Linked DNA regions of Homo sapiens: region 1 is linked to region 2. Evidence: read pairs that join two places in POLR2A ChIA-PET (ENCODE). Cell type or tissue: B cell. All regions are shown on one strand.

Region 1 (5,000 bases), 530 kb before region 2:
ATTTACCTACTCTGTATAGAGAGGTCAGCACTGAACACTGCAGATATGCTAGGAGACTTTTCAGACTCATAAGTAATGTGCCTTTCAGTATCAATTTGTTTTATCCTGAGAAAAATGCCTACTTCCCAGCACAATAATGTGTTCCTCTCATTCTTTAATCATCATGATTAGCAAAGCACGATTTCAGTGAATCACCATCAACTTGTGTATACGTAGGTGGGAAGGAAGGGCTTGCTCTAAATAAGTGCTGCATAGATAGAAACTCAGAAGAATAGGAAGGCACAGTCAAGTGAATGTTCTGATACAATGATTGTTCAAGGTAGGGATTTATAAATTGCCATGGGTTCCCAAAAGCACGTTAATAGGCATAGAAAAGAAGAATTTTCCCCTGATCTGTTTGTAAGTAACTAGGATATAAGTCACTCGATCCAATGAAAAGATAACACTGAAATATCTATTATTTATAACACATGAGTTTTTAAAAAAGGAAACTGATTTATTTCTCTCAACTCGACTCATAATTCCATAAAAGGATTTTTTTGTGCTAATTTATAATTTGAAGAATTGTCACCCTTAGATCGTGTACACTGATGATTCCCTTCCATTCTTTCTTTCTCCTGAACAGAACCTGAATTTGTTTGTTTATCCACCCCTCCCTCAAGCATCTCAGCAGACTAAGGGGACACTAACTAGTGCCAGGGACAGTTCTGAATTTCTCAGCCAGGCAGGGTCATACTGTCCTGTAGTGACTGCAACTGGTCTAGTGTTGGTCATATGCCCTAGATTCAGTCTAAATGGAAAGATTTTTATTGCCTAGTTGGGAAAGAGGTTTCCTTTCTCTTGCTTCACATTGACTAAGGAAGTGTGTAGTCCTCATTGCTACCAGAAGATATCTCATCACCAGCAGGCAAACCTGACTGAGGAAAAGCCAACATCAAGGATTATAGAGGTAAGGGATACAAAGAATTTAGCCTAGGGGGACATGATATGGCCAGTGAATCAGCTAAACTTGAAGTCTTTCCTCCATGGGGGCTTCCCATTGTATGAGATAATTTATATCATTATTATTTAAGTCAAAGTGAGTAGCACTTTTCTTTCTTTGCACCTGAAGGTATCTTGAATTATACATTTGTGATTACCATTTTATATGTATGTCTGGGAAGACTGCTGGTAATTGAAGTCAGTGACTACTCTAGTGCTTTGATTGGAGGAGTATCAACCACAGATGATCTTTTCTACCAGTCTAATGCCAGACATGAAATCCTGACCATTAATGACTACTTTAGCCTAAAGCACTGTGTATCCATGGAGGTGCTTGTTAAGATGTCAAGAGGACTGACATCTTCAACCATTAATTCCCCACAAACATTTATGAGAGTACAAATGTTTGTTGAGTACACTTCAGAGAGACTCAACAAACATTTATCACATAAATCCTGTTAGGACCTATAAAGAAAATAAGATTGAAGATGAAGATATAGCCCTTGCCCTCAAAAAATTTATAATCTAGTGGGAGTGACAGATATGCACACAGTGATATAACAAGCAGTTCATGAAGGAATCAATGTGCCATAGAGAGCCTTGAGAACAGCCTTGATTACTTCTTACAGGAGGAATTGGAGAAGATTTCAGACAGGAAATGACATCTGCCCTGGATCTGGGTAGATAGGACTTCAAGAAATGGGGAAAGGACAGTCCAGACAGTTGAAACTTACAGTGAATTTAATTGAAACAATAAAGCAAGACCTGGATGTGGAGTGTTAGTCTGGACTCAGAGCTGGGAAACCTGTGTCTGAGTTTCATCTGTCACTTTGGGCAAATCACTGTGTACTACTCTGCACCTTGGTTTCCTTATTTGTAAATTGAGGATTTGAGTGGGTCACCTGTAAGGGATCTTCCAACTCCAGCGTGTCATGATTCTACAAATGTCTCAAGAGATGCCAATGCTATACACAACCATGAATTTTATTCTTTGGCCAAAAGTTGACCCTAATCATACTTATATATTCCTTTTTAAAGTTTGTGCTGCTTGAATAGGTCCTCAAAACCACCCTAACTCACAAAAATGTTTTCACCAGTTAATAAACAAAAGCATAGTGGCAGGATGTCCCTTTGTTGGTTTCAGAGCCTAAAATTGCTCTGAGGAAAACAGGAAGACATTTGTTATATTTCCTACTATCTGATATACTTACCTGGAAGTGTTGGGGCTTATAATGCCAGCAATAATTAGAAGGTTAAATTAAATTACACCAGCAACATCTGGAGCTTAAGATTACATGTTCTTACTGAATATCCACTAGCAGCCCTTTGAGATTTATTTAAAGCAGCCACAGTAACAATAACTGTCTAATCTTTTATGACTGAAAAGAGTCTTGAGTTTAGTGTTGTGCTTTTAAGGTTAAAATGGGTTTTGATATATGAGAAAGGGGAAATAAACAAAACGAGATGTAATAGGGAGCAAAACTACTGGGCTGCACATGAGAATATGTTGGATTGACCTGTGTGTATCAGTACAAGTTCACTTTTGCCTGTTGGTGCTGCAACTAAGGCGCCCCCACTCCCACCCGCCCCCGGTGATATCAGTCAGTTACTTGTTGTTGTTCTTGGCAAAATACAGAAATCGATTCTGGTTAACCTAAGCAAAAGGGAATTTATTATGATAATATGGATATATATATTAAGTGCAGCCTGAAGAATTAAAAGAAGACTAGAAGATTGGGCTTGGGAATGCACAGAGACCAAGGAACCTCCAGTGAGCCAAGAGGAGCAACCAAAGTTTCCAGTAGACTTCTGGTCAGCCCACACTGTTGAAATAAATATTATCACCTGTATTCTTTTATTCTTATGCCAGCTGTTTAAAGGCAAGGGGTGAAACATTCACCCAAACTCAGATCACCCACCCATTCTGTGGTTCTCGAGAGAGAGGGAAAGAAAGGATCTGACCTTTTCTGCTTCTTTATTGGAAGCCTACTCTATTACCAAGATTACTTCTTACACAACAGTAATAAACAAATTCCTAAAAGCTGGCATCAGATGGGGGAACAAATGCTGGGCAGTCAAAAAATGACAAATGATCTGTAGGTAAGTTTTAATGTCTTCAGTTATAAGTAGCATAAATTTTTATTAAAATATACATAAATAAGAAGGGAACTTATTCATTTATATAACAAGAAGTCTGGAGTGGGGGCAGTCTTTAAAACTGATTGAATCAGCAGCTCAATAAAGTCACCATGCTCCAGGTTCTTTCTATTTTCTCCTTCTGCCATCGTCAGAGTGTCAATTTTGCCCTCTGCCTGGATTGACTCATGGCTGCAAGGTAGATGCAGCAGTTTCAGGTATCACATCCAGATATGACAAAGTCTGAGGAAGGAATGGGTCCATCTTTTCCTGAGCTTCTTTTTTTTTTTTTTTTTTTAGGAGTTTCACTCTTGTTGCCCAGGCTGGAGTGCAGTGGTGCAATCTCAGCTCACCGCAACCTCCGCCTCCTGGGTTCAAGTGATTCTCCTGTCTCAGCCTCCCAAGTAGCTGGGATTACAGGCATGTGCTACCACGCCCAGCTAATTTTGTATTTTTAGTAGAGACGGGGTTTCTCCATGCTGGTCAGGCTGGTCTCGAACTCCCAACCTCAGGTGATCTGCCCACCTCGGCCTCCCAAAGTGCTGAGATTACAGGCATGAGCCACCACGCCCGGCCTCCTGAGCTTCTTTCTTAGGAGTGGAGAAACCTTTCCCAGAAGCACCCAGCAGATTTTCCCTCACATCTCATTGGGTAGGATTGGACCTTGGGGGCATTCATAAGAACTAGGGATGAGAGTACCATGATTGGCTTAGACTAAATAACATCCTCCCTCTATTCCCTGAAAATGAGGATAAAGTCAACCTTGCATGACTCATGAGTTACATAGGGTTAATGAATGGAATCAATGTTTTATTTGAAAACAGGGTGTGGAAATAAGAATTGGGAAGGCTTCCAACTGTGTCTAGCACAGTCCATTATCCTGGAATCTGGAAATGCTTTGTAGAAAACTGGTCCACTGGGTAAACCTTGAATTGGATTTCCCCCTAAGACATAAAGCTTGGATACAATGATTGTAATAATTCTTATTATAAGATAAATATCTTGGTTCTAAAATAAATTGTACCATAAATTTGTCTGGTTTTGAGCAATATTGTTGATTTAAAATTCTGCCCCATCTATTTGGGGCATTAAATGCAATCTTTTATTGATATCTTTTCTGCAAGCAAATGTTAATGAAAGGTTGGACTGGAGAGGCAGGCAGGCAGGAAGATGACTTCCCGCCTTCTCTCTTCAAGCAGATTGATACTTCTTTATACCACTCACAGATTGAAGGCCAACAGTCTATCACTTTCCCATCAAGAGATCCTTGTTACAAAAAATAATGCTAAAATGTCTTAGTTTTATAGCTAGTATTTTTCAGGCAGGGCATAATGTGCAATTTTCACTCTTGTTCATGAAGTTGTTTAGTATTGTAAATTATACATTAGCCCCCAAACTGCTGTAAGCATCACCTCTATTATTTGTGTGTTTCATCAATAAATCATGCCATTTCAATAATATGCAAATTTCTACCAACATTTTTTTGGTCTTGAAATTACAAAGCGCAAGCTTGTATCAATAATATATGGAAATGTAGATTGTATCTGCAAACTGATTTTATTATTGGGCACTTAATGGTAATAAAGTATAATGTTTAGTTGGCTGACTTCTTTATGAAAATATAAAAATGGGTCCCAAGCTTTCCTGCATTCCCTTTAAAAAAAAAAAGACTTTTATCTAATTATAGGGGTAAATGATAGAATTCTGAGGGACAAAGACCAACTTGACGCCCAAAGAATAGTTTTATAGAAACAAATCTGTTAAAAGGCACTTAGAGGTTTGTCTGTATTTGGGACTTTGTGGATGCATATAATGGTCTGTATCCTGGCAACATTTCTCACTAGTAAACTGAAAATTTCATTGCTCCCAATATACATATTAAA
Region 2 (5,000 bases):
TGTTGCAGTGAGCCAAGATCGCACCACTGCACTCCAGCCTGGGTGACAGAGCAACACTCTGTTTTAAAAAAAAAACAGGGAACCAAATAAAGTATCTTCTATCACAACAGGATGCCACTGAAAATCAATAAAATCAATAACTGAAGAAAAAGTAGAAAATTCACCAACTGTGGAAATTAAAAAATACACGGTTAAACGCAGAAGAAATCACAAGGGAACTTAGAAAATACTTAGAAATAAATTAAAACAAAAAAACACAACATGCCAAAAATTACAGAACAGCAAAAGCAGTCCTAAGAGGGAAATTTGTAGTTGTACACATTTAATTGAAAACGATCTCAAATCAATAATCCAACTTCAAATCTTAAGGAACTAGAAAAAGAACAAACTAATAAACCCAAAGCTAGCAGGATGAAGGAAATAACAAAGCTTAGAGAGGATATAAATAATAGAAAAATAACAGAGAAAAATCAATGAAACCAAAAACTGGTTCTTTGAAAAAATTTTAACAATTGACCCAGCTTTACCTGTATTAAGATAAAGAAGATTCAAATTACTAAAATCTGAAATAAAAGTAGGGACATTAGTATCAACTGCACAGAAGTTTAAAAAAAAGAGAAGACAGTACTATGAACAATTGTATGCCAACAAATTAGATAATATAGATTAAATGGAGAAATAACGAGAAGTACAAAATGTACTAATACTGAATCACACACACAAAAAGAAAATCTGAATAGACCTATAACTAGTAACAAGACTGAATCAATAATAACAATAAAAAAATTCCAGACAAAAGCCCTAGATGTGATTTTTTTATCTGTGAATTCTATCAAACATTTAAAGAACATCGTTTTTTCCCAAAGTTTTGCCAAAAATGGATGAGGAAACACTTCCTAACACATTCAATGAGGCCAGCATTGCCCTGATAGCAAAGTCAAAGAAACTACAAAAGAAAACTATAGACCAGTAGCCCTTAGGAACATTGATATAAAGTCCTCAACACAGAACCAACAAACTGAATTCCACAGCTTATTAAATGGATTATACACGAAGACCAAGTAAAATTTATTCCTGGGATGCAAAAATGGCTCAATATATGAAAAACAATATATCATGTTAATAGAAAGAAGAAAACAAATCACATGGTCATCTCAACTAGCACAGAAAAAATATTTGAAAAAATTCAACAAGATTTTATGATAAAAACACTCAATAAACTAAGAATAAAAAGAAATTACCACAACATAATGAAGGCCATATATAAAAATCCCACAGTGGCCAGGCATGGTGGCTGACTATAATCCCAGCACTATGGGAGGCCGAGGCAGGTGAATCACTTGAGGCCAAGAGTTCGAGACCAGCTTGGCCAACATGGTGAAACCATGTTTCTACTAAAAATACGAAAATTAGCTGGGCATAGTGGTGGACACCTGTAATCCCAGCTACTTGGGAGGCTGAAGCAGGAGAATCACTTGAACCTGGCGGGAGGAGGAGGGTGCAGTGAACCGAGATCGCACCACTGCACTCCAGCCTGGGCGACACAGCGAGACTCTATCTGGGGGGAAAAAAAAAATCCCATAGCTAACATGATAGTCAATGGCAAAGAATTGAAAGCTTTTCCTATAAGGTCAGAAACAAGACAGGATGCCTGCTTTCACCACTTCCATTCAACATAGTATTGAATGTATGAGAGAGCATTAAGAAAATGAATAAAAATCATCTCAAATTGGAAAGGAACAAGTAAAATTATCTCATTTGCAGATGATATAATCTTATATGCAGAAAACCTCAAGGATTTCAAACACAAAAAAAGAATAAACAAACCCGCGAAGAAGCAGGGCACAAATTTAATGTGCGAAGAATCAGTTGTGTTTCTATACCCTAAGAATGAACAATTAGGAAAGGAAATTAAGAAAACAGATTTATAAGATCATCAGAATGAATAAAATACTTAGGAATTAACTTAACCAAGGAGGTAAAATACTTGTACACTGAAAATTACAAAACATTGCTGAAAGAAAAGAAAGAATACGTAAATAAATGGAAAGACATCTGGTGTTCATGGCTTTAAAGACTTAATATTGTTAAGATGTCAGTACTATTCAATGCAATCTACAGACTAATACAATCCCTACCAAAATCCCAACAATGTTTCTGGTAGAAATAAAAAAAAAAATCCAGGTGGGAGGAGGCGAGCTCAGGAAAAATAACTAATGGGTACTAGGCTTAATACCTGGGTGATGAAATAATCTATACAACAGAACACCTTGACACAAATTTACCTATGTAATAAACCTGCACATGCACCCCTAAACTTAAAAGTTAAAAAAAAAATCCATCCTAAAACTCACAAAGGGCCCTGAAGGGCCAAAACCATCTTGAAATATAAGAAGTTGGGGCCATGCACGGTGGCTCATACCTGTAATCGCAACACTTTGGGACACTGAGGAGGGCAGACTGCTTGGGCTCAGGAGTTCGAGACCCACCTGGGCAATATGGCAAAACCCTGTCTCTACAAGAAATACAAAAACTAGCTGAGCATGGTGGTATGTGTCTACAATCCCAGCTACTCAGGAGGCTGAGGTGGGAGGATTGCTTGAACCTCAGATGTGGAGGTTGCAGTGAGCTAAGATTGTGCCACTGCACTCCAGCCTGGGCAACAGAGCCAGATGCTATTTCAAAAAATAAGTAAATAAATACACAAGACATATACTTCCTGGTTTCAAATTTTACTATAAAGCTACAGTACTAAAATTAGGGTGGTCCTGACATAAAAAAACAAACATATAGTCTAACAGAATAGTCGAGAGAGCCCAAAAATAAACCCTTGCATCTATTGTCAAATAATTTTCAACAAGAGTGCCAAGACTATTCAATGGGGAAAAAGACACTCTTTTCAACAAATAATGCTGGGAAAACTAGATATTCACATCCAAAAGTGTGAAGCTGGACTCTTACATAACATTATATACAAAATTTAACTCAAAATGGATCAAACACCTAAATGTGAGAGCTAAAACTATAAAAACCTTCAGGAGAAAACATGGGGGAAAGTTTCATGGTATGAATTTGGCAATTATTTCTTGAATGTGACACCAAAGGTACAGGCAACAAAAGAAAACAGACAAGTTGGATTTTTTCAAGCTAAATAGCTCCTGCACAGCAAAGGAAACAATCAACAGAGTGAAAAAGTAACCCATTCTTTATGGGAGAAAATATTTGCAAATAACATATCCAATAAGGGATTAATATTCAGAGAATACAAAGAACTTCTTTTTCTTTTTTTTTGAGACAGAGTCTCGCTCTGTCACCCAGGCTGAGTGCAGTGGCACAATCTCAGCTCACTGCAACCCCCCCACCTTCCGGGTTCAAGCAAGTCTCCTGCCTCAGCCTCCCCAACAGCTGGGACTACAGGTGTGCACCATCACGCCCGACCACACCAGCTAATTTTTGTATTTTTAGTAGAGATGGGGTTTCACTATACCAGCCAGTCTGGTCTTGAACTCCTAACCTCGTGATCCACCTGCCTCGGCCTCCCAAAGGCACGAGCCACCGTGCCCAGCCAGAGTATACAAAGAACTTCTAAAACACAATTTAAAAATCCCAAACTACTCAATTCATAAATGGGCAAAAGGCTTCAAGAGACATCATTGCTCCAAAGCTGATATACAAATGACCAAATAAGCATGTGCAAATGTTCAATATCGCTGATCATTAGGAAAATGCAAATTAAAACCACAATGAGACTTCACACCCATTAGGATGGCTATTATTAAAAAAAAACATAAACAAAACAACACGATGGTGAGGATGTGGCAAATTCGGAACCCTAGTGTATTGCTGGTGGTAATGTAAAATTGGGCAGCCAGTATATCAAACAGTATGGTGGTTTCTCAAAAATTTAAATATAGAATTACCATTCAATCCAGCAATCTCACTTTTGGGTACATATCCAAAAGAAATGAAAGCAGATACTCAAACAGGTATTACATACCCATATTCATAGCAGCATTATTCACAACAGCCAAAAGTGTCTATTGATGAATAAATGGATAAACAAAATATGGTATATACATAACAATGGAATATTATTCGGCCTTTTAAAAGGAAGGAAATGCTAACAACTGCTACAACATGGATGAACCTCGAAGATAGTTAGTGAAATAAGCCAGTTACAAAAAGATATCACGTGATTCCGCTTATACGAGGTACCTAGAATAGTCAAATACATAGAGATGAAAGTAGAACAATGGTTGGTACTAACAGGAGGAGCAATGAGGAGTTATTATTTAATGGGTGTGGTATGTCAGTGTGGGATAATGAAAAAGTTCTAGAGATGGACAGTGGTGACAATTGCACAACAATGTAAATGTACTGAATGCTAGATGTTAATGCTACTGAACTGTATGTTTTATATATATATATCATATATATCATATATATATCATATATATCTCATATATATGAGATATATCTCATATATATATATACACACGCACACACATACACATATATATAAAATATATTATCACAGTAACAAAATTACTCATCTCTGGCCCTATTTATCTTCAAACCTTTATTCCTGCTTCTCCCCAGATGCAATCACCCTCAACTACTCGGATTCTTTTTCCTCCTATTTAATTAGGTATTTTAAAATATTATTCTTAATACTGCTTCTTACAGATTTATTAACTACAGATGTCCTGCCATGGTAAAGGAGACTTACAAAACTAGCAGTATTCCATACGTGTTTCACTTATCTTAATTCCCCTAAAATAGCAACATCACAATTTTGGGTTAACTCAAACCACCAATGCTAATAATTGTTTCCTTTTTCTAATTTGCTCAGTTTTGCAAGAATCCATTACATTTTTCTCCAAATATTTCAACATCCATCTATCAATTTGATTATTTTCCCGGAAGTTCTAATCTCCTGCTCCAAGCAAAACTGGTAACTTTTCAGCTTGTGTCACAGCTGTCATCCTGGGACTTTCTTC

Evidence for each region. ChIA-PET counts read pairs that join two places held together with the same protein. Peaks named below come from ENCODE experiments on the same cell type or tissue, not always from the same donor. Only the 100,000 strongest peaks of a DNase experiment are listed, where the experiment ranks them.
Region 1: POLR2A ChIA-PET joins it to region 2 with 7 read pairs; 2 of 35 experiments call an interaction of 5 or more read pairs at or near these places.

The regions. Positions count from the first base shown.
Region 1 is chr10:88,436,538-88,441,537 of GRCh38, reverse strand. All of the region lies in intron 4 of RNLS (renalase, FAD dependent amine oxidase), which reads left to right. Among named protein-coding and RNA genes, the nearest start is that of RNLS, 140 kb to the left of the region's middle. In B cell, no CTCF peak of the experiment used is centred here; no DNase peak of the experiment used is centred here.
Region 2 is chr10:87,907,003-87,912,002 of GRCh38, reverse strand. The region is part of intron 2 of PTEN (phosphatase and tensin homolog); the gene reads right to left. Among named protein-coding and RNA genes, the nearest start is that of PTEN, 46 kb to the right of the region's middle. In B cell, no CTCF peak of the experiment used is centred here; no DNase peak of the experiment used is centred here; H3K27ac peaks cover 3,099 bases.